Linked DNA regions of Homo sapiens: all the other regions are linked to region 3. A link is an interaction called in ENCODE POLR2A ChIA-PET data of the cell type or tissue named here. Cell type or tissue: MCF 10A. All regions are shown on one strand. Each heading gives the region's core, and the rest is flanking DNA. Links, peaks and the distances in the headings are about the cores only. Region 1 overlaps ARL5A (ARF like GTPase 5A). Region 2 overlaps CACNB4 (calcium voltage-gated channel auxiliary subunit beta 4). Region 3 overlaps CACNB4 (calcium voltage-gated channel auxiliary subunit beta 4).

Region 1 (10,851 bases), core at 1,893-9,892, 120 kb after region 3:
GAGATGCCATCTCTTTATAAGATATATATGAATATATATATATTTTAAAATTAGCTGGATGTAGTGGTGCACACCTGTAGTTCCAGCTACTCAGGAGACTGAGGTGGGAAGATTGCTTGATCCTATTCAGGAGGTCAAGGCTGCAGTGAACCTCATGCCACTGATTATGTATGATCACACCACTACACTCCGGCCTGGGTAACATTAAAAAAAAGAAAGTAGAAAACTATAAAGTAGAAACTATAAAGTTTCCTGGAATGACCTAGTATATGCCAGATAGCCTACGACCTAGTTCCAGCCCTGTTTAAACCCTCACTCATGTTGTAAACTAGTGGGAAAAAGATATTTAGGTATAAATTATAAAAGGAGGTCATGCTGATTTGTCCTTGATTAAAAAATTGTTCAAGCAAGTTAGCTTCCTTGCTAATTGTAATGTATATAAACTTTTTTCCCCAGTTCTATGAATGAAGTTGTACATACATCTCCTACAATAGGAAGTAATGTAGAAGAGATAGTGATTAATAATACACGTTTCCTAATGTGGGATATTGGTGGCCAAGAATCTCTTCGTTCTTCCTGGAACACTTACTATACTAACACAGAGGTAATGTTTCTTACAATATTTAAAATTCTATAAACAGAATGCTTGGAAAACATCTAGATTTGAGTCCTTATAGTTAATCTTTTTGAAATATCACAGTATGTTAATACATAGAGAGTTTAAGCAGAGTAAAATCTGATTTCCTATTCCAAGGTCATTGTTCAATATGTCCACTATCATTGAACCTCTATAGGGAGAATTGGTGGTTAATTATGTTCTGATTGTGTATTGATCTCAGAACTTGTCTTTAATAGTTTTTTTTAATGACTTCCATCTCATAGTTTATAATTTCATTTCTCTCTATTTATGTTTGACTGAGTTTAGCTCACCAAATGAGAGGGTTTTGATGGTTTGAATCCTAGCCAGTTTTACTATTTTCTTTTACAAAACACAATTGCACATTAAATAATTGTTTTTCTTTTGATTATAAGGCATTTTAGACATAGTCATATCTTTTTATTTACACATTATTTCCCAAAGGAAATTTCAGACCTTTGACATTTGAGTGCTTCATTGCATAGACCTGTGAATTAAAAGACTGACCGTTGTTTTTGTAGTGTTCATTATTACAAGTTAATAAAGCATGGTTTATAAGTATATAAAGCTGACTTTTAAGTCATTAAGAAACCATTAAGTGTATCTGACAACTTGATTTCCTAACACTGCATTAGGCATTTAATCATTTTTTAATAAGGGAAGTTATGTATGATTATAAAGGTATATATGCTACTGTATACATATGCTATAGGTTTCAAATTCATGCCAACAGCCTGAAAATTAACAGTTTTATTAAAATACCTTGGAATAAAATGGGCCTTACAGTGATAAAGCCACCTATCAGTAAGCTGTCAAGTGAGAGGAGAGGTAAAGTAGCAGTTCTCTCATACATCTGCCTTTTGGTTGATGAAGTCTGAATAATTGAAAAGATCCAGAAAATCATAATAATTTATTTAAAAATTAAGATCTAGGTCCCAAAAATAAATAGTGCATGTTACTAATAGGCAGTCAGAACCAACTTGGGCATCATAAATGTTATCATAAAGTAAGTAAGTTAAATCTCCATCTGTTCCTGCTGATCTCTTGCTTTTGGGTGCTCACGGAGTTGAGGAAGAGCTGGGGTGGAGCTCAGTCCTGCACAACAATCACAAGTCTTTCATCGCACCTTCTGATACCAGTCTCATCATCAGTTTATGAAGGGGTTGTGCTTGCAGGTAGCAGGCGATACTTATGTAAGGAAGAGAGCTTGTTTTTAGATAGAGATTTATTCTTTCAGTTGGTTGAATTTTTTTTTAATTGATTTCTTTATCTTGTCACATTACTTTACTCCCATACCCGTGCCCTTTTAGGTGTTCAGATTGATATTAATAAATAATATCTACCTGGAAGTAATAAATTCAGGATCATATTGCATGTTTTTCTTGTTGATTTGTAGTGCAAATAGATAGATATAGGTCCATTAGCATTCAAGATACTAGTTTAGAAAACAGACATGCGTTATATATATTAGTTAGAATGTTAATATCATATTCTCTTTTCTCTTAAAAATTAGTAAATATATTAAAATCGATCAGACCTTTTGGCTTCACAATGTATAGGTAGCTCTGATTTTCCAACAATACCATAAGATTCCAATTTCTTGATATTAATAGCCTGTATGTCAAATAAACACATTATAAATTTTACAGATACCAAATTGTATAATCACTAATAATTTTTTTGTAATTATTTTAGTTTGTAATAGTTGTTGTGGACAGTACAGACAGAGAGAGGATTTCTGTAACTAGAGAAGAACTCTATAAAATGTTAGCGCATGAGGTAAGTAAGTAGTCTTTTTACATTAGATATGGGGAAGGGTATGGGAATCGATACTTTGTTTTCTAGTTTCTCATGAGGGTGCTATCAATTTCAAATTTTTAAAAATAATTAGTTATTTGCGGGCCACACTGCTCAATTACTCTGACATCTCCCAGTTTGGAAGTGTATCCAGAAGCAGCAGAAAGATTATGGAGTAAGTTGCAGAACTTTATTTCACTTATCCTAGGTACATTTGGTTTCACAATTTTCCTGGGCAAAAGTAATTTCTATAAGTGGCTTTCATTTTGCATTTTGAATAGATTAATTATACAGAGGATTATCATTGGAAATGAGATTTTAAAGTACCTGGGTGCTTAGCAATTCTTGATTGTTACTCAGCAGACTAATATTTAAATGTAATTGCTGTTAGGTTTCTCTGATATTGTCCCTTTGACTAAACAAAACTAGATGACTAGCCACATTTTCTTAGTCCTTGAAAAATAACCTGCCAGGCACAGTGGCTCACTCCTGTAATCACAGCACTTTAGGAGACTGAGGTGGGGGGATCGCTTGAGCCCAAGAGTTCAAGACCAGCTGAGCAACATGGCAAGACCCTGTCTCTACGAAAAATAAACAAAATTAGCCAGGTGTGGTGGCATGCACCTGTAGTCCCAGCTACTCGTGAGACTGAGGCGAGTAGATCGCTTGAGCCCAGGAGGTCAAGGCTACAGTGAGCTGTTCTTGCCACTGCACTTCAGCCTGAGTGACAGAGTGAGACCTTGTCTCAAAAAATAAAATTAAAAATAAATAAGTAGAAATAAAAATAGATTTAAAAATTAAAATTTTTTAAATAGAAAAATATTACGGTAACATAAATTTAAAAAACTGAATAATATAGTCAACTTGATAACTATAACATTATACTGTTTATATAGTATTTAGTAAAATTGATTATTTTTGGATATCTTATTGCAGATGCTACTTTCTCAACTCATTTATAGATAGGAATAGAAAAGTTAATATTTAGATATATAGAGTTTTTTATTTCAGTGGAATTTTTTGCAAAGCTTAGGAAAACACGGATATCTTTGTAGTGAAGTTTTATGTTAATTTTGTTATTGATTTGATGATTTGCTTTTGAGATTTGCTTTAAGAATTTTGTGTATTTCAGGCAACCTTTCAGGGCTTTAGGGAACCTAAGCTAGTAAAGTAGTTTTGTAAATTGAGGTTCCTCATTTCCTTATGACCACCAAGATGCACCTTTTCCTATTTTGGACTCTAATTCCAGCAGCTGTGTTTAAACCTCCTGGAGATTTACAGAAATACGTCTTGCCATTCTGTGTTCATTCGCCAGATTCATTGCTAGTTGGGATACAAGCAATAAGCCGTAAAAGAGGCAGAAGACAAAGGCTTTTTTTTGTTTGTTTTTTTTTCTTTTCAAATTCCTATTTTGCAAAAATGCAGCATTTTTCAGTTTATTCCAAAGGGTGGTTTTATGAAGACTTTGGAAAAAGAAAAACTGATACAAATGTTATTTGTCTCTGGACTATATCTTTTACTTTGTTGACAGGTAGTCTCCCTATCTGATTTTTACTCTAATTGGCCAATATGCAGCAGGATCACTATATGAAGAGCCCAGTAGTAGGGTTCAAAGTCTTTGATTTTTACTAGCTGGGGGCATTAACTTACATAGGTCACTTAACGTTATCTGTTATGGGTGACTACACTGGGGCCCAGAAAGGTTATGTGACTTGACTAGCTTTTTAAGAGCCAGGTTTTGAACTTGAGTATTCTCATTCAGACTCTTTATTAGCAGAAGTAAAAAGAAGACCTAAGTAGGGCCTAGTTGGAAAGTGAAAGGAGACTGAATGAGGAGATGACCAGAGAAGAAAGGAATTACAGATGAAGTTGGGAGTTTGAGCAAGGTACTCAGTAGGGTCAAGAAGAGCCAAACAGGCAAAATTCTGCAGAGAGACAAATGGATCAAAGAGTGAGAATGTGTGAGTGAAAAATAAATGTAGACATGATGTTAGTTGGATGTTTCTTACATACTACATAAATCAACAAAATCTTATTGTCATCACTGATAATGACTCTTTACATTATTACAAAATACAAAACTGTAAAAATTTTAAAATAATTTTCAAAGTTTTATCATAAATGAAGTATACAACTTTAGAACTCATTAATTTTAAAATGGTTCCAAACACCAAAGTCTGAAATTTTATTCAGAATGACTCAACTTCTAGGAGTTACCTTCACAAATGAAGTTTTTTTTTTTGTTGTTGTTGTTTTGATACAGAGTCTTACTCTGTTGCCCAGGCTGGAGTGCAGTGGCACCGTATCGGCTCACTGCAACCTCCATCTTCTGGGTTCAAGCAATTCTCCTGCCTCAGCCTCCAGAGTAGCTGAGATTACAGGCGCCCACCACCACGCCAGCTAATTTTTTTATATTTTTAGTAGAGACGGGGTTTTACCATGTTGGCCAGGCTGGTCTCGAACTCCTGACCTCAGGTGATCTGCCCGCCTCAGCCTCCCAAAGTGCTGGGATTACAGGCGTGAGCGCCCAGTCCCCAAATGAAGTTTTAAGAAACAAATTGACAACTATATATGGTATATAGAAGATGCTAAGTAAATGTGTCTTGCAATTGCTGTTATTCATCTCCTTGATAAAACTAAAATATATCTTAGACTAGAAATTTGTAGCAGAAGTGGTTTTAAAGTGTTTGAAATGGTTTATGTACAAAAGATCACCGTTGTTCACCTTATACTTTGACCTCTTGTTAAGTCACGTTGATGAACAGCCTTAATTTAATATATCTATTTTCTACTGTTCTAATATATACATATTTGGTTTTGAGGTTATATAATAAAAAGCAAATGAAGATTTTCTTCTCTTTCTAAATATGTAAAAATTGATAAAATAACTTCTTAGAAGTCAAGAACTCTAAATTAAAGTTTGAACCTTTTAGATCTAGAAAAACTGATTTAAGATATTTGGAGACCTTTTATTAAATGGCTTTGTTTTTTGTGTTTTTCAATTTTCAGTTCAGGGGCTTCTACAAATAATTTCATCATTAAGAGTGAATACAGATTACTTATAATAATATAAACCGTGTGTCCTAACTTGTGCCAAGTATTTGTCAGAAGGTTGTTCCTTCAACATGTCAACATTAGCAAACTTGACCTATATAAGACTTCAGCACACACTAGCAAGATGTACTGAAACTGAGAAGATAGGAAGTTAGGAATTAAATCCCATGGAAAGTCCATCTACTTATTGACTCAGCCACATAACAACTATTGATAATGGTTTCTTTGTGTTTTTTTGAGACAGAGTTTCACTCTGTTGCCCAGGCTGGAGTGCAGTGGCGCTATCTTTGCTCGCTGCAACCTCCACCTCTTGGGTTCAAGCTATTCTCATCCCTCAGCCTCCCAAGTAGCTGAGAGTACAGGTGTGCACCACTACACCTTGCTGATTTTTATATTTTCAGTTGAAACGGGGTTTCGCCCTGTTGGCCAGGCTGGTTTCAAACTCCTGGCTTCAAGAGATCCACCCACCTCGGCCTTCCAAAGTGCTGGGATTACAGGTGTGAGCCACCACACCTGGCTGATGAATGGTTTCATTTTCTGTTTAGGAGAAAAGAAAAAATATTTACTGTATATCCTTGATAATGACTATATGTATACAAGTTATACTTTATCTCTTCAAGTTTTTTGCCTTTGATATAGGCAGGTGAACTGAAATATAGGTGAAACTAGTTGAACATGAAATCTTAAAATTGCAAACATTGTAGCAGTATTCCTTTCTGACCATACTTAATGAGATAACTATATAAACTGTGGTAGCATTAATAGCTGCCATCCTGCAGAGGGCACTGTAATTAAAGTCAGTCTTGATTGTTATATAAATATTTTACATAACTCCTTTAACCAAATAAGAAATACAAATATACTACTAATGTTTTTATTTGCATCAGAAAGAATCATCAAAACTGTATTCTAACAAAAGTCATTTTGTATCTGCTGAAGATTTTATTTATTCAAACACATACATTATTGAAACCAAAATATCTCAGTAAAATCCCTAAGAAGACAAATGCCATTCAACAGTTGTGAAAACTTGCAAGTGTGGCACCAAAACCTTAATTTTATATCTCTTAATATGTAACAGGCAGAATTTTATGAGGGTTTCACTTGCTAATTGAGTACATCCTTCATGGATTCTTGGCCCAGTATCCATGTAGGGAATTTAGGCTATTTATTAACACCCTCAAATTGTACATAAACTTAAAAAAATTTTGTGTATATGCATATGTGTGTTTTGGGGGGAAAGATCTGTGATTTTGAACAGATTATCAAGGAAGTCCCTGGCTTTAAAACTGGCAGGTAGAGAGGAGTGGGGCAGGAAGAGACTAAGAACTTTTGGCCTGTTTAGTGAGTAAAACATTATACCAGTTATTTGGAGTGTGCACAATTACATTCGGAAAAGGGTTAATGCAGTAGGTGTCTTGCTCAGATCAGATACTCAGTAAAAGATATGAGGAACAAATTCAGAAAGCTTAAAGAACTTGCCTCTGAGTCATAGCATTGAAGTGATAGAACTTCTAATTGGGGAAACTTGATAAGTTTAATGCCACTCCAAGATGGCTGTATTACATATTCAAATCTAAGAAATCTTCATATACAATGACAGAAATTAGGGTGAATAGGATTGGTTTAGGATAGAACTTCAACTGAGAATTAAGCCCTAAGGTTTTAAGGCATACATTGTAATGAATTCATTTATTTCCTATGCAGCTAGAAGGTACTAGCTGTGTACATTATTGGGAGATTTGCAATGTAGTCACTCATCGTTTTCTTTGGAGCTTAATTCTCTTGTGGAATCCTGATTGGGAAAGGCTGGTTTAGGAGGTTGGAGGGAAGGAAATACATGCAAGAGAAATGATTTGAACAACATAGAGATGGCAGTGCCCAAAACTGTTTAGAGAGCAGTAGGATAGGTTGCTAATTACAGCAGAGTACTTATATAGGAGTGATGTGAGGTAAAGCAGAAAAGTATAGGCAAGATAAAATTTTGGAGAGCTCTCAAGTATTAGGCTAAAAGGTAGTTCTTAGCCATTTAAGCCTAATTTTGGATTTAGGGGGTGGGTGGTGTATATACTGGGAAACATGACTGTTAAATACAGCACTTAGGACCATAAAAAATTGTTGTCTGAGACTATAAGAAATATGTAAACACATACAAGTATAAAAAATGTGTTATCAGCCTAGGCACTGAGATGCTTTTATGTCACATAGTTGAGAAATTCTTGTTTACTAAGATTGTGAAAAAGATTCTGTTAATGAAGTTGAAAAATATGTGGAAAATGTATTGGCCTTTACAGTTTTATTTGCTTTAATAGGACCTAAGAAAAGCTGGATTGCTGATTTTTGCTAATAAACAAGATGTTAAAGAATGCATGACTGTAGCAGAAATCTCCCAGTTTTTGAAGCTAACTTCTATTAAAGATCACCAGTGGCATATCCAGGCATGCTGTGCTCTAACTGGCGAGGGGTAAGACATCTTCCTCTTAAATGTTATCGAACATTTATTTTGCTTAGTAACATGTATATCTTCTTTAAACTCCTAAATATTTAAGGCTATTGTGTATAAAACATCGTAAGGGACAGACGTAAGCTGTAGTTCATGTCTATAATCAGAGACTTTTTAGGGTGGTTCTGTAAATAGTAAAACAATATAAACATAATACACATAAACCTACTGAACATGGAAGCATGTAGCTGTTATAATTGCTATAGGAGCTCAGAGAAATGGGAGTATCAGTGAGAGCTGGAGAAGTTAGGAAATACATTTTACGATGATAGTGGAACTGAAGACCTGACATGTGCCGAGCATGTCCTATGTCTGGAGTGTTTTCCATATAGTGCTTCATTTAATCCCCATAACAGTCCTACAGAGTAATTGTTTTTAAGTGATATTTTCTGCATAAAGAAGCTCAAATCAAAGAGAATTCATGTCTGAGACTACTTTGGGTTTATTTACTGTTGGAACTGATGCACTTAAACAAAAGAAGGATTGGGGGAATTGGAGAGAGTGTAGCAATGATGGTCCTTGGTTCTGGAATGATAGATGTTGGAAGAGAAGTGTGTGCCTATAGTAGAAGTTTGCCCTGTCTAGCACCCAGAGATGAAAGTATTTCAAGAAGGAAGTGGTGTGGTCAGCATTGTCAAATCTAAGGTCAAGGACCAGGAAGATGGAGAGGATGCCATTCAATTAACAACAAATGAGTACATTCAACCAGTTTGTCAGAACAAATTCTGTGCATTGAGAAAGTGGGCATGAGGTAAGTGTAGTTTAAAGAGGAGGTAGATTTTAGGAAGCAAAAATAGCTTTGTAAACTCTAGAGTGTGGCAAGAAGAGGAAGGAAAGATAAAATAGAGGAGGTTGGAAATAGGATAAAAAGCTAAAAGGAGGACCAAACTAAAGTACAATTTTTGTTGCTGTTTTTCCAAAATATGGTGCATCTGTATATATAGTCATGCACCCTATAATGATGTTTTGGTCAGTGATAGACCACATATATGACAGTGGTCCTATAAAATTAAAATACTATATGTTTACAATAACTGTTCTATTTTTAGATATGTTTCAGTACAAAAGTTCTTACTATTGGGTTATGGTTACCTACAGAATTTAGTACAGTAACATGCTGTATAGGTGTGTAGCCTGGGAGCAACAGGTTGTATGGCACAGAGCCTAGGTGCATACTAGGCTATACCATCTAGGTTTGTGTAAGTACACTCTGATGTTCACACAATGATGAAATCACCTGACACATTTCTCAGAATGTATCCCTGTCATTAAATGATGCATGATTGCATTTAAAAGCAGAGGAAAAGAGAAATAAGCGGTGAATTCTAAATAGAAGTCTTAAGTTTGGGGTTGAGGTTCTTGAGGTGTTAGGAAAGGACAAAAGCATGGGGTATAGATGAATTAGCTGAAGTGGGAGAAATTGTTTTCCTTTCAAGACCACGATGAAGGGTGAACCAAATATAACGAATTATTGAAGGCAAATCTTAATAGAAGGCACTGTTACTGACATTTGGAAGAGCATAATTAGAACCTTAAAAAAGGTTTTTTAATTAAAAAAAAACTGTTCATTAAAAAAATCACAGATAATACCAATTATCCATGTATTCATTTAAGTAAAAATATGTTAAGTATTTCTTTGTCAAATAGTCTAATATATATATCTTTGTCAAGCAAAAGCATGGATTTATAATATTTGTCAATAAAGACACGTCATCTAGGATTGACATAAGATTTAATTTATATACTTTGATAATTGTATGGAAAATGTATCATTAGTATAGATATTAACTCAATTTCATTTTAAAAAGAGGTAAAGCAATTTTGTTTTAAAAATAGGAAAATAATAGATGAGTTTGGTTTTGAGAGAAATGTTCTGTTTTTCTTTTATAGTTCAGCTACCTTGATCTAAATTATTGGTTTTAGTATTGATTAGCGTTTTGATTCAGTGGATTGGAGATCACAAACTTCAGTGTGTGGCTTCATTTGACTCCTACTTTTCCCATTTGCTAACATTGCCAACCCTGGGTTTCCTCTGTAACATTGGAAGGATTCTGATCTCAGTGTTGTAAAGATTAATTAAGAGAATGGATATTAAGTTAGTTTCTAGTTTGCTATTAGGTAACTACTGTTCATTTATCAGTTTGGAGTTAAACAATCTCTTCATCTATTATTTTTGTGTACTGTTTCCTATCAGTAGTTTAAAAGTAATGAATCTAGTCACAGGAGAAAAGTATGGGACAACCACCCCAAAACAACCATTTATTTACCTCATTGCCATCTTTTTTCTATTTGTGTCTTCTTTTACGTTATTAGACTCATACTTAACAAAACTCTGAATTGAAAAAAATTTAATATTGTAACATAGTTTTTTATGTCTGCAAAAGCTTGTCATAGATAATAGTTAATACTTATAACAGTTCTTCATTTTATTGCAACTTAATGTGTACAACCATTTCTCTCTTGCTCAACTTTTAGTTTCTTTTCCCACAGTGAACATCGTTTTCTATATTTTGGGTTATGTTCAATTACCAGTTGTTCAGTGATAACTGATGTTACTGATAAGAAATTTTATTGCCTTCAAAAGTTTTACATACTTACATTTTATAATATTTATGTAACATGTGTATACTTTGTTTTAATAACTACAATATATATTTTGTTGAATATCCTGCCATTTTTCATTTATATCATGAGCATTTTATCCTATTATAAAATGGTTTTATTTCCTCCATTTCCTGGTGATGAGAATTATGAAATCATTTTTTAAAGGAAAATTTTAAATATTTCATCATACAAATGTCTTGTAATTTATTTTTTTCTGTATTTTTAGACAAAAATTATTTTCCTATTAAAAGTACTT
Region 2 (10,851 bases), core at 1,242-9,241, 71 kb after region 3:
TTTCCCTCTTGGTAAGATGAAAAAGTTGTTACACCAGTGTTTTCCAGTGTCTTTTAGCAGTTGAACAGCTTTTTATAGTGAAATCATATATAAAGCCCCAATGCAGAAAACAGAAATGCAGACATGTTTACCTGGCACTGAGGATAGTGAAGCTGGAGCCCACTGAACCTCCCTTTAGTCCTCAGAACAGTCCCTGAGGTGTATCTGCAAAAACTCTTGGTTTCTGCGGGAGACAATTTTGAAGATGCATCAAATAATGAAAAGGGTCTAACAGTTCTAAAATTTTAAGAATTGAAAACTTCCTGACAACCCACAGCATATAAACATAATGACACAGGCAAGCAGTGCTTTGCTTAAAATGGCACCAGAACTTTTGCACAGACTGTTGTTTTAAAGAATGATTTCCAACCATCTGAGGAAAGGACTATTTTAAATTCTCTCCAAGGCTTTAGGTCACTGAAATCAGGTACAGTCTCCTGACATAGCTGGCAGTGTTGTCCCCAGACAGGTATGAAATGACATATGTTTCAGTAATTGATAATTCTACCCTCCTTCCTGCTTCAATCCCCAAAGAGTTTGAAAACAGAAGAGAATGGGTGTACTAACTGAGTATAAAAGGGGAGGGGTGCTACTTTCCTTGTCTCCTTTCTGGGAACCATGCTGTGAAGATGAGAATGGAGAAAGGCCCATGGTGACAGTAACTGGCCTAAAGAGGCAAGCTTTGAATTCTACTGGTAGATAATTGGAAGTTGAGCAATCTCAGTTTAAAATAGTCTTTAAATTCTAAGTTGCAGATATTCTCATTTGATAAATCATATGCAAATAGATGCCCCTCTGCATTTATTTGCAATGTCTTTGCTTTATTCTTCAGTTTTTTTTTTTTTTTTGAGACAGGGTCTCACCCTGTCTCCCAGGCTGGAGTGCAGTGGCGTGATCTCGGCTCACTGCGGCCTCTGCCCCCTGGGCTCAGATGACCTCCCCCACCTCAGCCTCCCAAGTAGCTGGAACTACAGGCATGTGCCACTGTGCCTGGCTAGTTTTTGTATTTTAGTAGAGACGGAGGTTCACCTTGTTGGCCAGGCTGGTCTTGAACTCCTGACCTCAAATGATCCACCCATGTCGGCCTCCCAAAGTGCTGGGATTACAGGCATGAGCCACCATGCCAGGCCCTGCTTTATTCTTCTCTTGCATGACCGAAGGATACTTTCTAACGTAGAAAATCCTGGCACAATACTCACATTACTTTCAACTAGAGTGCCTTATGACTGCCCACCGTATGCATTCAAAGTCTTATGCAAATATGCTGAAGAATCTTATGCATGCAGAAAAAATAAAACCATTTTTTCACATTCTTATAAATGAAGTATCCCTTTGGGCCTGTGGAGAATCACGTGTGTATCACAAAAGAATGCAGCTTAGCCACAGACTGGTAGATTGTCTTTGATAATCAAAATGAAGAGGGTTTCCCAGCTTTGACTGGCATCATTAAATGCCAGAGCAAAGCATTTGTAGTTCCTGAAGGTCTTGTTCAAGAGCAAATCAACTATGAATTGTGGCAAATTGTATTGCTACTTCCTAGAAAGAGCATGGTTTATTTATATGTCTTGATTCCTTCCTGGTGTGGTGTATATTATAAAGGGAATTCAGCAAGGCAGGCCATAATGGAGGAAGAACATTTTTACTGGAGTAGGTTTTTTTGTGTGTGAAACAGTTTAAACCTTCCTCCATTCTGCTCTGCTTGCATTCTGATACTAGCCAGAGCCTGTTTAAAATACTTGTGGCCAATGTTTGTTATACTGTGGTTCCCCTGTAGCATGTAAATTGGTTATTAAGTACTGTGGTTATAAATCACTTGGAGAGCCCCATAACATTTTTACTGGCTTGTTCTGTTCTGTGTTCCTATTCATAGGATTTCAATAACGAGAGTGACAGCTGACATTTCTCTTGCTAAGAGGTCTGTCCTAAATAATCCCAGCAAGAGAGCAATAATTGAACGTTCGAACACCCGGTCCAGCTTAGGTAAGATGTTCAAATGTGGTACTTCTTCAAGCTGTGCTTACAGACCGGGCTGACACATGGTGCATTTGTGAATGTCTTTTTCAATTTGTTCCCCATTCTGAACGGGGGAGCACTGAGTACCTAAAAAGAATGCTAGCTATGGACAAGAAGGCAGCAGAGTCTTGCAGTAGCGAGAGCTTGCTGTCTCTCAGCTTTAGTCAATTAGCTAATTAGTAGTCTGGTGGAAAGAATCCTCAATGGGCTCTCCTAGTCTTTTCCTGCCTAACTACATGAAACCAGTCATCTCCACTTTGCTCAGCTTCTCAACAAGGCTAATGATATCTGTCATACCTGAGTCACAGCTGACATAAAAGGAAACGAGGTGTTCAGCCTTCTGAGATCTTTAGAAGAAAAGCTAGATAACGGTGTTCTTGGTGTTGTGAATGGCAATGACCATTAGTAACATGCAGGGACTTTAAACATGTCTTTCCTGGGGTACCAGTTGGAAAGCATCCTAAAATTCCCCATGATGGAGAAGAATAAAGGCTGTAAGTGAGTAGCTCCGTCAAGCCATAGGTGAGCAGGGCTGTGGAGGATGGATCATAACCCACAGAAGCGAGTCCATAGTGCTGGTGAATTACATCGTTCATCTGGAAAGCCTGTTCATGGTCTCCACGATTGCCAAGGGTGGTGTAGTCCACTCATGACTTCCTAGGATTCTCTTTACATTCATATTCTGAGGGCAACTTGTTTTAACTAGGAAGGATAAATAGGGCTCTTCCATGCCTTACATTTTTTAAACTGTTGAAATTAGCTCTATAGATAATAGAAAAATAAAATTAAGATTTCCAAGACAGAGTGCATGCCCTAACATCACATTAAGAACCCACTGACCTTGAGCCAAAGATCGTGCAATTTGTAAAGAAGGTACAAAATATTATCTGTGTGTTCCTGACATGGGATTGGCATGTGATAATTGCTAATAAATGTGGGATGGTTGCTTTGTGAAGGATTACTAAACATACCAAATAGAGTAGTGGTCAGTGCTTGTGAGGGGAAGATCCCAGCGATTAGTGGTCCCTTCTTTTGTCTTGTATTTAGAGCCTTCCACATGCAGAGGGAAACATGCTCAAAGGCACAGTATTTTGACCTTGAAGAGGTACAATGGCAGTGTTGATGGTGAATCCTATTAGGTAATGACTAAAGTTAAATATCATGGGTGACAGGGACATTAAGTTAGGTTGAAGTTTCTCAAACAAACATCAATTCTCTGCTCTCCTGTTTTCTACCCATTTTGTAACTCCTTATAGTGTCTTTGGCTTTTAAGTACTCCTTCTAATGTATGGTGAGAGGCTAAAAGATAATTAAAAGCTTAAGCCAGGTTGTCTGACTCCTTTAACCATTGACACCTGCCAAGGGCTTCATGTGTATTCACTGAAGTCATTCCTTACAATCCATTCACCTGCTGTCAGAGTCAGTGGGGTGGATGGGGGGCATGTTAGTGTAAACAAGAAGAAACAAAGTATATCTCACCTCATGGTTTTTACCTTTACTCTGTAAAGTCATAAACCCACAACCATTGGAATTAATTTCATGGCAATCTATTAATTTTATAATAACCACAATGTGATCCATTTGTGTGCTTGTTAATGCACATTTGTAGATTCCTTCATCAAATGTTTATTGAACACTTGTTATGTGCCATGCATTGTGCTAGACTTAGGAAATAAAGACATAACCCACACACAGTATCTTACCCATGGGCAAAGAGACAGAAGAGACAGATGGTTAGAATACCTGTGACAGTGGAATTATGAACAAGGAACTAGGGGTATAAAGAAGAGTAGGGGTTAAGAGATGTGTGAGAAGACTTCTCAGAAGTTATATTTGAGCTGGTTCTTCAAGGCAGGCAGGAATGTACAAAGACATTGACATGTAAACAAAAATATGTTGTTGAGAAACAAGTAGATTTGTGTATAGCATGCTTAGAACAGGGAAGTTGGTGGTGTGATTTGAGAGGAACAGAAGAGATTGAAAAAGATTGAGGCCAATGTGTTGGGGTTCTAATGCACCTTGCTAAAGAGAACTCCAAAATAGATCCCATGCAATGTTAATTTTACAACATAGTAACAGTTGTTACATTCAGAATGTTTTCCATTGTCAAATAAATTTGGAAATGATGAATTAAACTGACAGGTTTCTTCTCTGCAAGACTTAGAGCCTTGAAGATATGAAGGATAATGCATGTTTGAAATTCTAAAGAGAAGCTATTATAGTATTCAATATAACCCTTACACAAAACCCCCTTCTTCCCATAGGATATCTTATGAGATTATTGTTCCAGAGTACTCACTTTGGGAAATGTTGCTTTGGACCCTGGGGAGCCATTGAAGTGTTTTAAGCATGGGAGAAATATGAACAGGTTTGAGTATAAGGGATATAATTTGTGACAGGGATCCTGGAGAGAGGTGGGCCCAAATCATCATGGTCAGTTTATAGAAGTGTTCATCGAGGTCCTCCAGCATCATAGTCCATGACTCCCCAGGGCTCCATTTGACTGGAATAGGATTATGAGGAAAACTTATTTGGAACCCCTCTGAGAATCAGTCCAGGTAGCCAAGATTTTTTGATTTGGTTGAGATCTTTTTCTTTAAAAAACAAAAAAAGAGCTATATAGATAAATATGCCTCACAGATAAAATATATTTATTACATTCTGTATACATATTATCCAAACATTGGGCTCACCCCAGTATTTAATGTGGCCTTCTCCAGCATCCCTGCTGGCTTGTTCTGCCCAAGCACCTCTCTTCCTCTGCCCAAGTGCCTGTTGCCTAAGAGTTTTGTGTTGGTTAAGCAGTAGGTATGGCTGCCCTTGCTCCTGGCAGAAACCACACTTAACCTCATTGCTGGTGCAGAGTAAATAAGGCCCAGGTATTTCTGAGTCATTTACACAGAAACTCAGAGTGCCTTGAGGGTTATTTGTACCAGGGCAGTCCAGTTCACATCAATGTCTTTCTGCTGCTTCTGAAAATATTGTATTCATATTTGAAGCTTAAGAAAACATAGGCTTGCTCACATGTAGTCCTGGCCAGGAGCTCCCATAAGCCAGTGACAGTTTAATGAAAACAGCAAATGGGAAACATACCCTGACATCCTGAGGCTGAAATTTACTACAGTAAAAATTGACTTTATTTTCCAAACTTCCTTCTGAAGAAAATTTATTTTAAAACTGTTTCTGCCATGTGAGAGAAAAGGGGACAAATATGCTACATTACTAACAAATGTAGAATATGATTTCAGAAGAATTTGACAAATAAGCCCACTTGTTTTCATTAATATTCTGAAAGCTAGTCACCTTTCCAAGCAATGTGAAGTCTTTCAGGCCATTGGTATTGGATAACATGAAAAGTGATATGTTGACTCTTCAAATTAATCCTTTTTAATACAGATCATGCCTTAAACTTCAGTGATTCTATGGGAAATAAGAATTTTATGCAATCATGCAAAACATAAGAAAATAGATTTTCATGATAGTCTTGAGTATTCATGACCCTGCACACCTTGTCAATCCTTTTGGTTAAGGAAGGGAGAATTTTTTGGTGGGCTATGTGAACTTGAATTTATACTAAATAAGCAAAGCAAATCACAAACACTTTTCAATGAGGATATTTAGAGCAACATTACCTTTTTCCCTAGGCCATCTTTAGGGTCGTTTAAGGCCGGGTACAATGGCTCACACCTGTGATGCCAACACTTCAGGAGGCCAAGGCAGGAGGATTGCTTGGACTTTGGAGTTCAAGACCAACCTGGGAAACTTAGTGAGACCCAGTCTCTACAAAAAATAAAAAATTTAGCCAGGCACAGTGATGTGCACCTGTAGTCCCAGCTACTCGGCAAGCTGAGGTGGGAGGATCACTTGAGCCCAGAAGGTTGAGGCTGCAGTGAGCTGTGATTGTACCACTGCACTCCAGCATGGGACACAGAGTGAGACCCTGTCTCTAAAAATTAATAATAATAATTTAAGTTAGATAGTTTTGTGTACTGTATGTACTTTGGACCAGATTACAGCATTGTTTGGTCACACCTATAGCCAAAAAATAAAAATAAAAAACAAAATCAGCTGGGCACAGTGGCTCATGCCTGTAGTCCCACCACTTTGGGAGACCAAGGTGGGTGCATCACTTGAGGTCAAGAGTTCAAGAGTTCAAGACCAGCCTGGCCAACATGGCTAAATCTCGCTTCTACTAATAATACAAAAGTTAGCCAGGCATGGTGGCGTGTGCCTATAATCCCATTTATGTGGGAGGCTGAGGTACAAGAATCACTTGAACCCGGGAGGTAGAGGTTACAGTGAGCCAAGATCATGCCACTGCACTCCAGCCTAGGCAACAGAGTGAAACTGTGTCTCAAAAACGAAAACAAATCAATTTCTCTGAAAATCAAATAGTATAATTCAGACTTTGGGCATGATCCAATAAGTCAGGTAATTTATAAAATATATATATATATAAAACTTTTTTATATTTCAGAAAGCCATGTCCTATGTTGATTATCTGTTTTCCTTAAAAAAAAAAAAAACTGGATTGCTTCAGACATTTGAAAAGAGTAGATTTTTCATTTGACTAGACTCATGCACAGATTTGGGTCACTTGGCTATTACAGCCAGCCAGATAGATTTGCATCTAGATGCATTGCAGCGTTTTAATATAATTGGCCTTACTTTTTTTTTTTTAATACTGAAGCTAATTATGCCTTAGAACAAGTACATTGGCTTTCGTACTTAAATCTAACTAGACTTAGTAATATGATTAGTTTTAAGGGTAGACTCAGAACAATTAACCAGTGGTACAAAAATATGCATATCAGTCAAAACAGATGAGTTGTGGGGTTTTTTTAAAAGAAGCATGTCCACAAAGTATTAGTTTATACTTCGTTGATAGAAATATTTCAGTGTAATTTGCTTTCCATGTGATGTTGCTTTGCACATATATTTCAGTTGTTTTCTAAATGTGCTTTTAGCTTCTATGGCTAACATTAAAGTTCTTTAGAACAAAACAACAATCAAAAACAACATAAAATAATCATCGTAGTTATATAAACAGCTAAATATTATATTGACTAGAAGAAGCAAATTAAGAGAGCCATCTCAGACGTTTCTACCAACTGGTTGTATGCAAAACTCAACCCATCTCTGTCTATATTTAGAAAATGTCTTAAATTAGACAGGACTATGAAAATTTAAAATGTTTTATTTTGTAATGTAGACCAACATATCTGAAAATATACTATATCTTTCTAATGTAAGAACTAATTCATAACAATAACCGGGATCTATTTATTATTTTTCCTTTAAGCGGAAGTACAAAGTGAAATTGAAAGAATCTTTGAGTTGGCAAGATCTTTGCAACTGGTTGTTCTTGATGCAGACACCATCAATCACCCAGCACAACTTATAAAGACTTCCTTAGCACCAATTATTGTTCATGTAAAAGTCTCATCTCCAAAGGTAATTAGCTCCTTTCTGCCTTAAGGTTTAGAAGTGCATCTTTTAAAAATGTGTTTTGCTCTGTGGTTTTTTGTTAGTGGACAAAGGAGAACGTCTTGCTGATTATTAATAAGCACATTTAAAATCTTTCCACAGTGTACAGATTCTATGAATTTTCAGATAGTGAAGAATATAATAGTTCATTTCTTCTAAAAGCTACTATTGTAGATCCCAAACAAGACAGTTATGCAAGTGTATAATAGAAACAAAACATTAAGACAGATGTGGAAAAGTAGACTCTGGCTTATCATAGACTATGAATTCTATATTGGTAAATTTCTTGGATCCTGTTGATTCCTGTGTCATCCATACTCTGTACCTAGTTGAGAGAGTACATCTATATTGATCAAAAAAGGCATCTATGTTGATCATATATAAAATAGAATATCACTGTTTAAACATCTCCTATGGAAGCATTATAGACCCTGACATTTGTGCTTAGGTTGAGTTCTTGAAAGAATGTGGTTATTCCACGATAAGCACAATGGGAAATTTGCTTTGTATCTTTATGCCATTGTGGGAGGTAAAAATAAAAGTGAAATAGCCCCAAATTGGTTTCTTTTGATTTGGGTGTTCTTTCATTTTTAAAAAAGGATGTTGTTCTTAAAAAGTTAACGTGAAATGGTTACCCTTGGGAAGTACTATCTTAATAATCAGTTTCTTCTCTGTGCCTCCTAGTGTATTTTGGTGCCTAAATACAAATTCAACTGCCAACCAGCATGGCAGTCTTCTCTCATGGGTGGAGAATGTCTAAAGAAGCTGTACTCTCCTCCAGATGTTCTGAGATCCTAGCCTTCCATCTATCTCTGCAGACACTGCTTTGGTGCAGTGGACTTGGGAATCCTGAACAAACTAGGGCCTTTTGAGAATCAGTAGAATGGATTGAAAGAGCTGCTGGGGGTTCAAGCACTTCACTGCAGTGCAGGAGAGTTCAGCCCTTCCCACTGCCCATGACACTGTGGTGTCCTTAAGTGCAAGAACAGGAGTTCCCAGACACCTATGTCCTGGGGTATTATAGAGCTCATAGATTAGCATTGTTTGCAGGGGAAGGGCCACGGGACATGGCAGTATATGACCAAATGCAGTTACAGCAGTGGCCAAAAGACATAGATATATCACTGGTTTACATGTAGCAATATACTAATACAAATGTTTTGCCTGGGTCTCCAATCACAGAATAGTCTGATTAATTTAAAATTAAACTGAAATGTCCCATTAATAATCGGTGACAAAAATAACCAGAAAATGACTCTGACATTTATCTGACATGGAGATAGTGAGCTAAAACATTATTCAGGTGAATAATATTAAAGTATTACTTAACATAAATGACCTGGTACAGTCCACTCCCTCCATTTTTACAGGTCTCTCTTTGAAATCTCTGGGAAAAATCTAGGATGGGAACTCAGGCTCCTCCTGAGACTTCACACAGAGTTAGAATAGGATGAACATATCAAATCCATGGAACTGAGAGCCAATGTAAGCAGATGACATCATTACAGGTTTAAATATATGATTTCTCACACTGCATTTCCTCTCTGATAATACTCAGGGCCAAGCAGACCATTAAAAAGATCCTGGCTTATTTGATTTTCTTTCAACTCATCTACAATACCTCAGGTTCATGTCTTCTTCTATCAGGTTTTACAGCGGTTGATTAAATCTAGAGGAAAGTCACAAAGTAAACACTTGAATGTTCAACTGGTGGCAGCTGATAAACTTGCACAATGCCCCCCAGTAAGTATGATCATTTTTTGTCTTCATCATTCTTGACTAGTTAGAAGAGGGTGGGTTTTTTTTTCTTCATATTGTTGTTTTCATTCTAAAATGATGGTGATGATGGTATGTTGTCATCTAAAAGATTTCTTGGAACAAACTGCTGCTGTTATGTTGCTTGTATTCAGGCATCCAGATGTGGATGGTGTTTGCCTTGTAATAAGAAATGAACTTAGTGTCCGGGGTCTGTTCTTCTCACTGCTACCTTGTTTGCTTTGCAAACATGCAGCAAACCACTTAGCATTCAGCCTCCAGTCACATGGATACGCTTAAGAAAAGAACAAAAGAAAACATACCAATTTGATCTTCCTTTAACTCTTCTGCAAGAAAATTCCAGCAGGCATAAAAGATTATGACACTGAAGGTCAAGAATTGATTGGAACTAGAGAGGCCCTGTGGTTATAGTAGATGAAAGAGTCAGGGCTGAGTCAGATGAAAAACGAAATTATAGCAACTCTTCTTCTAGTGCCATTGCCAGAAAACAGCTGCTGGGTTAGAAGGTGAGCAATGGTGGGATGGGGTGGGAGATGGAACTGCTATCACATGGCACTGGGTCCCCAGTGGCCAGTCTCTCCACTTTTCCCACTGACTTACTATTTCTGTGCCTATGTTTCTGTAAAGGAAATAACTGTCCTTCTTACTCAATGGATTCACTAGATTGTTTTATACACTTGTGTAGGATTGTTTAAGCTCTATGGAAGCATGAAATCTGATTCAAATGTTTAGAGAGGGCAACACAGCATAACCTGTAAAAGCACAGACTCTGGAGCCAGATATTTGGGTTTTGAATCCACACTGACTAGTTATGTAATCTTGGGCAAGTACCTATCTCATGGGATTGGTGTAAGGATTGAGTGAGTGAATATGTGGTAAAGCTGTTAGAACAGCGCCAGGAACATAAGAAGCACCGTCTAAGTTTTCTTATTATAATTACTGGATACACTTTGTGTGACGTCATGTCTGGTCCAGTAGACTCTGTAAGAACCCGTGCCCCTCTGGCTCACTGTTGTATGTCAGTTCCCTATCATAGTAGACCCATAATATATATTTGTGGAATGAGTGAATAAATGAAAGGATGTTCAGACGATAAGAGTAATAATGCATCCTTTCATTAGATGCTTACAGTTGGCCACACAGTGTGCTAGATGCTTTACATAGATTATCTCTAATCTTCACAGTTACCTGGTGAGATAGGCCATATTATCTCCATTTTATAGTTTAGGCAACTGAAAACAGAGACATTAAACGATTTCCCTAAGGTGACATAGCAAATTAGGATTCAATCTATTCTAGATCTATCTGGCTCCAAAGACAATTTCCTACCCCCTAACCCATCCACCCATACACACATGTACCTGGTTACCTACCCTGAAGATAATTTGATAGCTTGGAGCATGGCGTGCTCTGTTAAGTTTCACTTCACGCTGCCTGTTAGTGAAGCCCAATTACACAGTGGAATGTATGATTAAGGCACTGAACAGACAGAGGAATGTATTGCCCAGCCCTGACCTTCTAATGTTTCACAGTTGA
Region 3 (10,851 bases), core at 1,874-9,873:
GAAAGCAGCTAGCTGGTCTTTCCCTCAGGGCCGGAAAACTTTTCTGTCTGCATTTTGCAAACTTTATATAGTTCAGCTATTCCTTCCTTCTCAGGCACCTTATAACTCTCTTCAGAGTAGGACAGGAGTGTCGTCAGGGTGTTGTCCTCCTCAGGCTTCTGATTCTATAGCCATGAGACTGCAGATTTCATATTCCACAGCAGTGCCTGCTTTAATGAATTTGATCACTGAAATTTTATATATTGAGTTGCTATGTCTTAGGAATAGCTGCCTTAGAAAATCTTATCCATCATTTAAAAAATTGCTTCAATAGTTTCTTTAATGTGACCCTACAATTTTTTTTAAAACCCTCAAAATATATGGAGTTTGATATCAAGTGCCAGTACAACTTGATTAAAGAATGAAAATATTGCAAAACTGTGCTTTACTGACCATGGCACCACCTTCTGGGCCTGTGAGGGGGAGCCTGAGTAGAAGTAGTAGGGTCTGGTGGTTCACACAGAAGACTTGATGTTGCTCAGACCCAGCTTTGAGTCCAGGCTTCTAGTTGTGTGATCTTGAATGCATTGCTTGGTCTTTTTGAGCCACAGTTTTTCTATCTGTTACAAGAGGGATGACAGTTACAATAAAACCAACACCCTCAAAGGTTGTGGTGAGGCATATATAAAATAATGCATGTACAGCTCAATGTTGATTATTTAGTAAATAATCAAAATACTAGCTCATTGTAAAGTGAGACATGGTCAGGATGCCTTACTGTCTTTTGAAGAGATGGCATGTGTCCACAGAACAAGCAGAGAATATCCTGTTAATAACATGCTAAATTATGTAAAATATCTAATAAGGCCAACATCGAGACACTGAGATTTCTAGTTTACCTTATTGGATACTATTAGGTTGGTGCAAAAGTAATTATGGTTTTTGCTTTTTTTTTGTTTTTAATGGCAAAAACCACAATTACTTTTGCACCAGCCTAATATATCAGTTTCTTGGAGCTGCCATAACAAAGTACCACCAACTGGGTGGTTTTGAAAACAGAAATTTATTGTCTCACAGTTCTGAAAGCTACAAGTCCAAAATCAAGGTGTTGGCAGGGCCATGTTCCTTCTAAAGCCTGCAAGGGAAGGAGCCTGCCTTTGTTCTTAGAGCTTCTCATAGCCCAGGTATTCTTGGCTTGTGGCAGCATAATGGTGTTCTTTCTGTGCCACTTTACATTCTCTTCCCTCTAGTGTCTGTCCCTGTGTCCAAATTCCCCAACCCCCCACCTTTTTTTTTTTTTTTTTTTTAGATCCAGTCTCTGTTGCCCAGGCTGGAGTGCAATGGTGCAATCTCAGCTCACTGCAACCTCCGCCTCCCAGGTTCAAGCGATTCTTGTGCCTCAGCCTCCTAAGTGGCTGAAATTATAGTTGCACGCCACCACGCTAATTTTTGTAGTTTTAGTAGAGACATTTTGTCATGTTGGCCAGGCGGGTCAAATTTCCCCTTTTAATAGACACCAATACTGGTTTAGAGCCCACCCCAATGACTGCATTTCAACACTGATTATCTTTATAGGGACCCTGTTTCCAAATCAGATCACATCTGAGATACTGGAGGTTAGGACTTCAACATATCTTTTTCAGGGGACATAATTCAACTCATATCAGATATGTGTTCTCTAGCATTGTCTATAACCTCGAGCTCCACTGGTGAAGCTCCTTCCCTCTTGTGGGGTATATCGACTGCTATTAACTGGATATTTCAGAGTTTATGGGTCATGTTTCATCTGTAGCCTTGAGATCTGGTAAAAATTTGTCATCCTGGCACAGATTCTTTCTTCCAAGATGTGTTACTTTCTCAGTGGCCCATTTTACTGAGTTCCCCCACTCTTATAATTTGTAATTTTAGTTATATTTTAAAATATATATTTTATTACAATTTATAAAAGTTATTTAAAATGTTTTTATATTTTATGTGCTTATTGTAACAACTCAGTGATATATAAAAGCAAAAGTTAGCTGTCTCTCCCCAGCTTCCTTCCATTTTTATCTTCTCCAATATTAAAGTCAACATTAACAGCCTGGTGTCTCTCCTTCTGTATGTTTCTTCATGCTCAATCATGTGCAAATACCTCTTGTCATATTTTTGGTTGTTTATTTTTACAGAAAATGGTATTGTGTCATATTCATACTTAGCTTGCTTCCACATCAATAGAGGGAGAGTTATCTCTCTTTAATAGTTGCATAATATACTGGTATACTATAGTTTTTTAGTCGTTAACTTACTAATGGAAATTTAGATTGCCATTTTTCCATTTTGAGCTGTATGAAATGTTGAGAAGAGGTAGAACTCATCTTTTTTGTTTGCTTACTGTGCAACTTGAACAATATTATTTTTAAAGAAAAAAAATCCTGAAATGTCAGTTCTTAACAGTTACAGGAATATCTAGAAGGATTTCCTAGAGTGATGAAAGAGGTCACCCCCCCATTGCCACTTGGTTGCCTTATGCCTTCATAAAAATGCCAGAGAGTTCCTGGGACCAAGGGGGAGCTTCCAAATGTGCTTTGGGAGCTTCTTTGAGCCTGTAATTTAATGATGTCTGAATGTCATGAATTTGATGTTGCCATGTTCCTTTTGTGAGCCTGAAAGTAAGCCTTTATGTGTCACATACTACACATGCTGTTGCCAACTAGACTGGATAAGCAGGCCATTCAGGAAAAATAATTAGAACACAGTAAACAGACCCTGGATTTTAAAGCTAAGCTTAACTAAATGTTACTTGCCACTTTAGGGCAACTTCGGGGCTTAGTTTGTCTATAGAAATATCAGTAATAGGCTTCCAGATACTGTATTCCAGTGACTAGTTAGCATTACTCATATAAACTGGTTCTACTTTTGGAGCAAGCACAGGACAGATTCCTTAGCAATTCTTGATCAATAGCCAGCTGGTATACTGCAGTGACCTGGGATAACCTGAGAATTCAACCAGAGGAAATGGGTTTATAGGTTTATATATTTTAACTGATGAAACAGAAAATGGGGGAAGAGGGAGTATGCCTTACTTAGATATGGTTCTGGCATGTTTTGTGTTTTCTGCTTTTTAAAAGATCATGATAAAAACAAACTTCAAATAGTGTAGAAGGATATGAACTATCAAGTAAAGATCTAGAGTCCCATAATTCTAATTCCCATAAGTAGTTGATAACAACCACTTCCTATCTTCATGATGTATTAAGTGGGCAAATGAATGTTGTAGAATATTATAGAGAGTATTATGCTACATATATTACATAATGAACTATATGTAAATATTACATATATACTGTATGTAAATATATGCATGTACATATACATACATATGTAAAAATAAATGGGTTTAAAAAATAAAGGAGTATAGAGTGTTCTGGAACTTTTCCTTTTCAGTAAACAATATTACCTTTAACCCATTTCCATATCAGTACTTCTAGATCTACCCCATTGTTATCAGCTTCTGCCTAGCAATCCTCTGCTGGGTTGTGTCATAATATTTGTTTCACCAATCCCCTACTAATGAGCAGGTATGCAGTTCTCAGTGCTTTGCAATTACAACCAATATTGCAGATAACATCCTTACACAACTATCTTTGTGCAGTCATGTGTATTAAATTTTATATTGACAAATTCATTCATGATTTTTAAGACTTCAAGGATTTGGATCATGCTTTAATACTCCCCATATCAAAAAATTTTAGTTTTATATACTTTATTCTGACACTATTTTAGTTTAATTTTTTTACCCTTTAAGTCTTTAGGAGAATAACAAAGTAGGAATCCACCCTAACTTTTTCGCCCCAAAAGCCAGCCAGCTTTTGCAACATCTATCATTAATCTGTCATCTCCTTATCCCACTTCAGTTTTGAAGAGCTTCATTTACCATATTCAAACACCCATATATGACACGTAGAACTTTCTCTGAACTCTGTTTAGGGTTATTTTGTCTGTTTCTGGGTTAGTATTAAACTGTTTCAATTACTGTAGCTTTATAATACATTTTCATATTTGGCAGGGTTAGTTCTCCCATTCACTTATTTTTTCCTGACAGTTTTCCTGGTCTTTATCACGAATTTATTTTTCTGTATAAATCTGTGTATGATTTTGTGAAAATGTTCCCCAAATCTTGTTTGTATTTTGATTATGATTATATTAAATTTAATATGGGAAAGATTATATTTTTATTATATTGAGTCTTCTCACCCTAGAACAAAGCATGACCTTCTATTCAATTATTTTATGATTATCAGGGGAGATTTGTTTTTCTTCATATAGAGCCTGGAAATTTCTCCCCAAGTATTCTACATATTTTGTTTTTATCCTAAATGGTTGCTGTTTTTTTCTCTTTGTCCTCTGTCAGGTTATTAGTTGGATAAAAGGAAACTATTAGTTTTAACATATTAATGTAGTAATCAATTTATGCAGTTCTTAGTTTTTTTAGTTGATGCTCTTGGAATTCCCAGGTATACAGTCATATTATCTGCAAATAATGGTAATTGTTGCCCCTTCCTTTCCACTATGGAGATTTATTTTCCATGTTGATAAATGTTGTGTGCTATTACAGAACAAAGACAATGGTATCTTTTGTTTCCTAATTCACATAGGCTAATGATTTCAAACTGCAGGTTATAACCCATTTGTGGGTCATTAAAGCCTTCTGGTATATTATGACCAGAGTTTTTTAAAAATGAGGTAAAAGTAGAATAGAAAAATATCAGAGAACATTACATATAGTAAGGGTTATGAGTCTTACCTTTTAGTTTTACGTATGTGTGTGCATTTACTGGGTCATATGGTAAAATTTCTTACTGTAAGTGGCAGTAAAAATATGTTTGAAATGTACTCATATCAGTGATTTTTTTTTTTTGGAAGTTACAGATACTTTTCCTCATCTTCTGGAAGTTAGAGGATAGTGTCTCCTCTTGGTTCCATCTCTCCTTGCTTCCCCCTGAGTAGTAGGAGGACTGAGTAGAATTATGTAAGCACTGTGATGGCTTTTCAGCCTTAGATGGAATGACAGTAGGTAGCCAAAGCTCTGGGTTGGAATGCAATATCTTCAGCAGAATCTCCACGAGTTAGAGACCAAAGCCAGCTTACTGAAAAGAGGCAGAAAGTGAAGAACTATTTGTTGAGTTCAGACAGTATAGTGAGTGAGTCCATTTGCATTATGTTTTTTTTTTTTTTCTTTTTGAGACAGGGTCTCACTCTGTCACTCAGCCTGGAGCACAGTAGCACAATCTCAGCTCATTGCAACCTCTGCCTCCCAGGTTCAAGCGATTCTCCAGCCTCAGCTGGGACCACCGGCACATACCACCATGCCCTGCTAATTTTTGTATTTTTTTAGAGACAGGGTTTCACCATGTTGCCCAGGCTGGTCTCAAACTCCTGAACTCAAAGTGATGTGCCTACCTTGGCCTCTCAGAGTGCTAGAATTACAAGCATGAGTCACTGCACCCAGCCTTTTTGTTTGTTTGTTTGGAACTATTTACCAAACGAAGCACAGAGATTGCATATCCACAGCTTGATTTCGCAACTACCTTTCTGACTACTTGGGCAACTCAGTTTCTCAAGGAGGTAGAAATGGGTGAGATATAATCAGGGTGTAATCCCTTGAGAGTTATCACACCTGTCCCTTTAGGGACTGCCTACCAAACACAAAGGGATGTCCTAGGAGGCACAGGAATAAATGAGGCATGGTCCTTGCCTTTATGGGGCTGCTTTTGGTTCTGTTACATTAGAGTTATTCAGACACTTCTATTTAGTATTCAGGTATCTACAATTTAACACAAAATGTAGAAAGCGCTGTAAAAGGGAGCATCAAACTGGTCAAAAGCTCCTGTTTGTAAGTCGATAGTCATTCAGTAATAGAAAGGTATTCTTTTAAAATTAGGCAATACATGACTATCATTTGCTTTTATACTCTTTAATGGAAATAGATAGCTGTTCATACTTAGAGTTCAAAGCAGCCCCAGGAACCAGGTTCTCTGCCATGCCCTGAGCAGCCGGAGCTGATGGAGTTTCTCTCTGATGTGCAGCCCTTCACATGGCCAAGTCTGCTGCTGGTTCTGCTGCCTCATACCCAGCTCCAGCTTGTGCTTACTCACAGCCCACTCCTGCCTCTCCATTCTGTGGCCTTTCAGTTTCTGCTGCTGCCTGCGCAAAGATTTTCCTTTTTCTTATGTTTGACTCTCAAGAAAGAAGGAGTGAGGGGAAAAGCAGAAAGCAGAAATAAATCTGTCTGGTCAAGCTCACCGCTACTGTGCCAGAGCTTTTTATTTTCCAGCCCATCAGCCTCTCTTTGCAGTCTTGCTGTTCTGTTGCATTGTCTTCACTTGCACAACCCTGATTATATCCAACCCTCCACCTACTCAGCACCTGCGTTGCTGCAGCTGGATAAGACTTGGGTGAAGCACGCAATTGCGCTGACTCACCTGCAGTTCGTGATCATTGATCTCAAGTGAGTTTTCAGTGCTGTTCACCAGTTGTGTTACCCCTCACCAGTCCATTCACTGTGCTACTTTTCTAGACAACCAATTTGTTCATACCTTCTGCTCTTTCCCCAAACTCCAGCACCTCTTCCCCCATCCTCAGTCTCAGCTGATGACCTTGCTTCTTATTTTAATGAGAAGATGGGAGCAATCAGAATAGAGCCCACATAGGGTCTTTCCACCACATCTTCCCAGCGAGTGGCTCTGCCCATATTCTCTGCCTTCTCTCCTATAACTGCACGAGTGGCCCACATACCTATCTTAGCCCAGCCTCTCCCCTTGTGTGTTAGATTCATCTCCTTGTGCCTGCTCAAGAGCATTGCTTTAGCAGTTTTCCCTACTCCTGCATCACCAATTTCCCCTCTCTCTACTGAATCATTCTTATCTGCAATACAAATATTCTCTTATTTCTCCCATGTTAGAAAATCCTCTGTGGATGTTTCTTTCTCCTTCTCCTATCCATTTCTGCCTTACATTTTCAGAAACATTTCCAAAAAAATTCCTAACTTTTTTGTGCCATAAAGACCTTTAATGGTCTGGTGAAGCCGTGGACTCCTTCTCAGAATAATGTTTTAAAGTGCTTAAAGTGAAACATAAGGCTAAAAAAGAAACACAGGATATTAATATACTGATCAAAATAACTTTCCACTGTTGTGATACGGTAGCATGTTACAAATGAAGAAACTGAGGCTTAGAGAGTTAGACACCCAAAGGCAAAGTTAGTAAGTAGCAGTCAAGGATTTAAATCAAGGTTTCTGATTCCAAAACCTGTCACTCTTCAGTATAAGAAGTTTCCTTCCATCGGAGCACTTGTAGAGCAGAAGAGCACAGTCACATGAGACCTAGTGATGGGTACAGTAATTACTGTAAATTTGAAATAGTAATGAGCATGATGTTTTGAGATATATGTAACAACTATAATGTAATATGAAAATATCCACAATTTCTATAGGCTATGAAGTAACAGATGCTGCTATTATATTATTAGTTGAAGAAAATGCTGCATTAGGGAGGAGTCAAAATACAGATGTAATTTTTTTTCCATCAAAATCCCTGAGCTCTCTGAATTCTATCCATAGATTCTTTGGGGACCCTCATTTTAGAGACTCTGCTTTTTATAGCAAAATTCCATTTCAGAGTTTTTCTATTCCCTGCCTTCTACTTCTCTTCACCCTTTATTGAGTCTGCTCTGATCAGGCTTTTGCCCCCATAATCTAGTGAAACTGTTCTTGTCAGGGTTGCCAATGACTTCCATATTGCTGTGGCCCATGATTTGCTTGCCTTATGAGCAGTATTTGAGAAAACTGATCATTCTTCTTTACTTTTCTTCACTTGTCTTCAAGGATACACACTCTCTTGGTTTTCCTCTGGCTTTTTTGGCAACTAGTTCTCAGATACCTATACTGATTCCTCATCTTCTGACTGCTAGATTTTGGAGACCCAGCACTCAGTCCTTCAATGTCTTCTCTTTCTGCCTATATACATTCTTTCATTTATCTCATCCATCCTTGAGGCTTTAAAATATTCAATGTATTCTAACATTCCTCCCAAAATTATAACTTTGGTCCTAACCTATCTCCTGAATTCCAACTGCCTACTCAATACCTCCATTTGGTTGTTTAATAGGCAAACAAATTAATCATGTCCAGATCTGGGTTCACCTGCTTTTCCTGTGGTCTTTCACATCCCAGCAAGTGGTATGTCGATTCTTCTAGTTGCTTGGGTCAAACACCTTGGATTCAGGTTTAACTCTCCTTCTCACATCCTGCATCCAATCCATCAGCAAGTCCTGTCAGTTCTGTCTTCACAGTATATTCTGAATGTTACCCTTCTCCACCACCTTGCTGTTGCCCCCTACACCAGCCTCTAAGGCCCTTTCCCTGGAATTTCACCCTAGCCTCCCCACCCTCCCCACCCCCTCCCTGCTCCTCTTTTCTATCCCTATATTTGGATGTTTGCAAATCCTACAAACAACCTATCCACCCTACTCCTTTGAATTCAGAAGAAATATGCACAGTTGCCAAACAAAATTGAAAATTCTTCCAGGTACCAGGGATTGCTAATGTACATGATTCCAAAATGATAGATGTTTTCCTATAAGTGACTTATGGAATTCATTCAGCAGCAAAAACATTAACTTGATAGGATTTTAAATGCAGCTCTGTAGGTTTGGTACCCATAGAAAGACAGTTTCAAAAGCATGGTACTTCAACTTTAGGACCTTACTTTTAAAGGACGTTCAGAAATTGTTTCACATGTACAAATGAAATTGGGACGTACATCCTCCAAATATAAAGGAATTATTTCTGATATGTGACTACCAAATAATACAAAATGTGTTAGCTAATAGCTGTATTCTTCTACTGCTCATTCTCTGTTATAAAATCAGAAAATAATAGAAATGCTTCAAGTAGCTTAGAGTGCAGGTAACTTTCCTTAACAATTAATTAAGTCATTTGTTCACTAACCACTGTTTAATGGCTTTTATGTGCCAGGTACTCCACTGGGTGCTGGGGATACAAAGAAGAATAAAATCCAATGGATATTCTTAAAGAGATCACAGATAAGTGGGAGAGGCAGAGGAATAAACAGCTGAGTACAATACAAATATGATCCATATCATAATAGAGGTGATAAAAATGGAATTATCAGCTCTGTTTAAATAGGTCAGAAAGTTTCATCCGGAAGCATTGCGTGGGATTCCTTGAAAAAAACGATAGAATCATTGTCACAATGTGTAAAGGGTACCTATCCTTACCACACCTCAACCGTGTTACAAAAAGGAGTTGGCTTGGAATTCTAAGGATGAAAAACAGATATCATATGTGTTATAAACACCCTGTGTTGAAAAAATGCCAGTCTGGCATTCCAGAAAGTGGAATCTGTTCTGAAACTTCCTAAAACTTTCTAAGGTAAATATATTCCAGAACTTCTCTTATTCATCCAGGGATTGAGAATGCTTCTTAGGGATTCCTAATATAAGTAATTCACCTTCATCATATTACAACTTTTCTCTGTGGTGGTGTAATATATACATATTATATGATGTAATTATATATATATACTATAGCAGCCATGATGGCACACACCTGTAGTCCCAGCTACTCAGTATGCAGAGGTAAGAAGATCCCTCCATATATTATTATATGTATATAATACAAATTATATTATATAGTGGCAATATAAATTATATTGTATAGTAGTAATAGCTGCAATGTAAGAGATTTCAGAATCAATTTTCTATAATCTACTTTAAGAGATTTCAGAATACACTTTGGGAGGGCGAGGCGGGCAGATCACGAGGTCAGGAGATCAAGACCATCCTGGCTAACACGGTGAAACCCCATCTCTACTAAAAATACAAATAATTAGCCGGGAGTGGTAGTGGGCGCCTGTAGTCCCAGCTACTCGGGAGGTTGAGGCAGGAGAATGGCATGAACCCGGGAGGTGGAGCTAGCAGTGAGCCGAGATTGCGCCACTGCACTCCAGCCTGGGCGACAGAGCGAGACTCTGTCTCAAAAAAAAAAAAAAAAAAAAAAAGATTTCAGAATAGATTACACGCACGTATGTATGTATGCATGTATAAATGCATGTATCTATGTAGGTATATAATGTATCATAGAGTCACATTAAAAAACCAGTCCCTCTGAATGGAGATGAGATGGAAACTCATGGAGAATTACTAGAAATTACCGAATTATACTGCCTGAGTATGTGAAAGTATTACCTTGCTTTAATTTTACTTTACTTAGTGTTGGGTCCATGAAATCAGGAAACAATTTCCCAGTCTTCCACATTTTAGTCGTGAGGAAACAGATCAATTTTTAGAGGTGAGGAACTTTCCTAGGGTTACCCAGCCAATCTGCAAGAGGGTTAGGAATAGAATCCAAGTTTCCTTAGTCTTATGGTTCTTCTTGCATTTTGTAAATGAGCTTTTATTGGCTGATGCTTAGCAAAAACGTTTCCCATTAGAATTCTGTAGGCCAGTCTGAAATTATCTGGCCAAGACTGATATTTTGTACTTGAAGAATGGAATGTCAGCTAGATGCCATCCGGGCCTCCACCCAGGCTTCCTCCAGCTCCCTGCACCTAGTTTCTATAACAGCAAGTCATGTGCTCAGCAAGGGGCTACACGGGGTCATGGGCCTGCTGCCAAGACTGGGGAGCAAAGCATGGAAGTTCAAGTCTAGACAGCAATGTGTTGAAAGCCAAGCTAGCAGGTGAGAGATCCAGCACATAAATAAAGACCAAGATGGGATGGCAGAGTCTTTAAGGACACCCTGCCCTATGCAACTGAGAGGGCAAATGAGGTGAGGTCTAAAAGCAAAGTAGTGGAGTCCTCTGGAGTTTAGGT

What was found. Peaks named below come from ENCODE experiments on the same cell type or tissue, not always from the same donor. Only the 100,000 strongest peaks of a DNase experiment are listed, where the experiment ranks them.
Region 1: POLR2A ChIA-PET joins it to region 3 with 5 read pairs; 2 of 35 experiments call an interaction of 5 or more read pairs at or near these places.
Region 2: POLR2A ChIA-PET joins it to region 3 with 8 read pairs; 1 of 35 experiments calls an interaction of 5 or more read pairs at or near these places.

What each region holds. Positions count from the first base shown.
Region 1 is chr2:151,803,922-151,814,772 of GRCh38, reverse strand. It overlaps ARL5A (ARF like GTPase 5A), which reads left to right. Exons shown (of 6, transcript NM_012097.4): 3 at 457-604; 4 at 2,333-2,416; 5 at 7,801-7,952. Among named protein-coding and RNA genes, the nearest start is that of ARL5A, 19 kb to the left of the region's middle. In MCF 10A, for the core only: CTCF peaks have their summits at 6,010 and 6,257 (motif pointing right); no DNase peak of the experiment used is centred there.
Region 2 is chr2:151,851,879-151,862,729 of GRCh38, reverse strand. CACNB4 (calcium voltage-gated channel auxiliary subunit beta 4) reads left to right here. Exons shown (of 14, transcript NM_000726.5): 10 at 1,910-2,019; 11 at 7,355-7,506; 12 at 9,187-9,282. Among named protein-coding and RNA genes, the nearest start is that of ARL5A, 29 kb to the right of the region's middle. In MCF 10A, for the core only: no CTCF peak of the experiment used is centred there; a DNase peak (open chromatin) is centred at 4,899.
Region 3 is chr2:151,923,260-151,934,110 of GRCh38, reverse strand. All of the region lies in intron 2 of CACNB4 (calcium voltage-gated channel auxiliary subunit beta 4), which reads left to right. Among named protein-coding and RNA genes, the nearest start is that of ARL5A, 100 kb to the right of the region's middle. In MCF 10A, for the core only: no CTCF peak of the experiment used is centred there; DNase peaks (open chromatin) are centred at 5,520 and 6,380.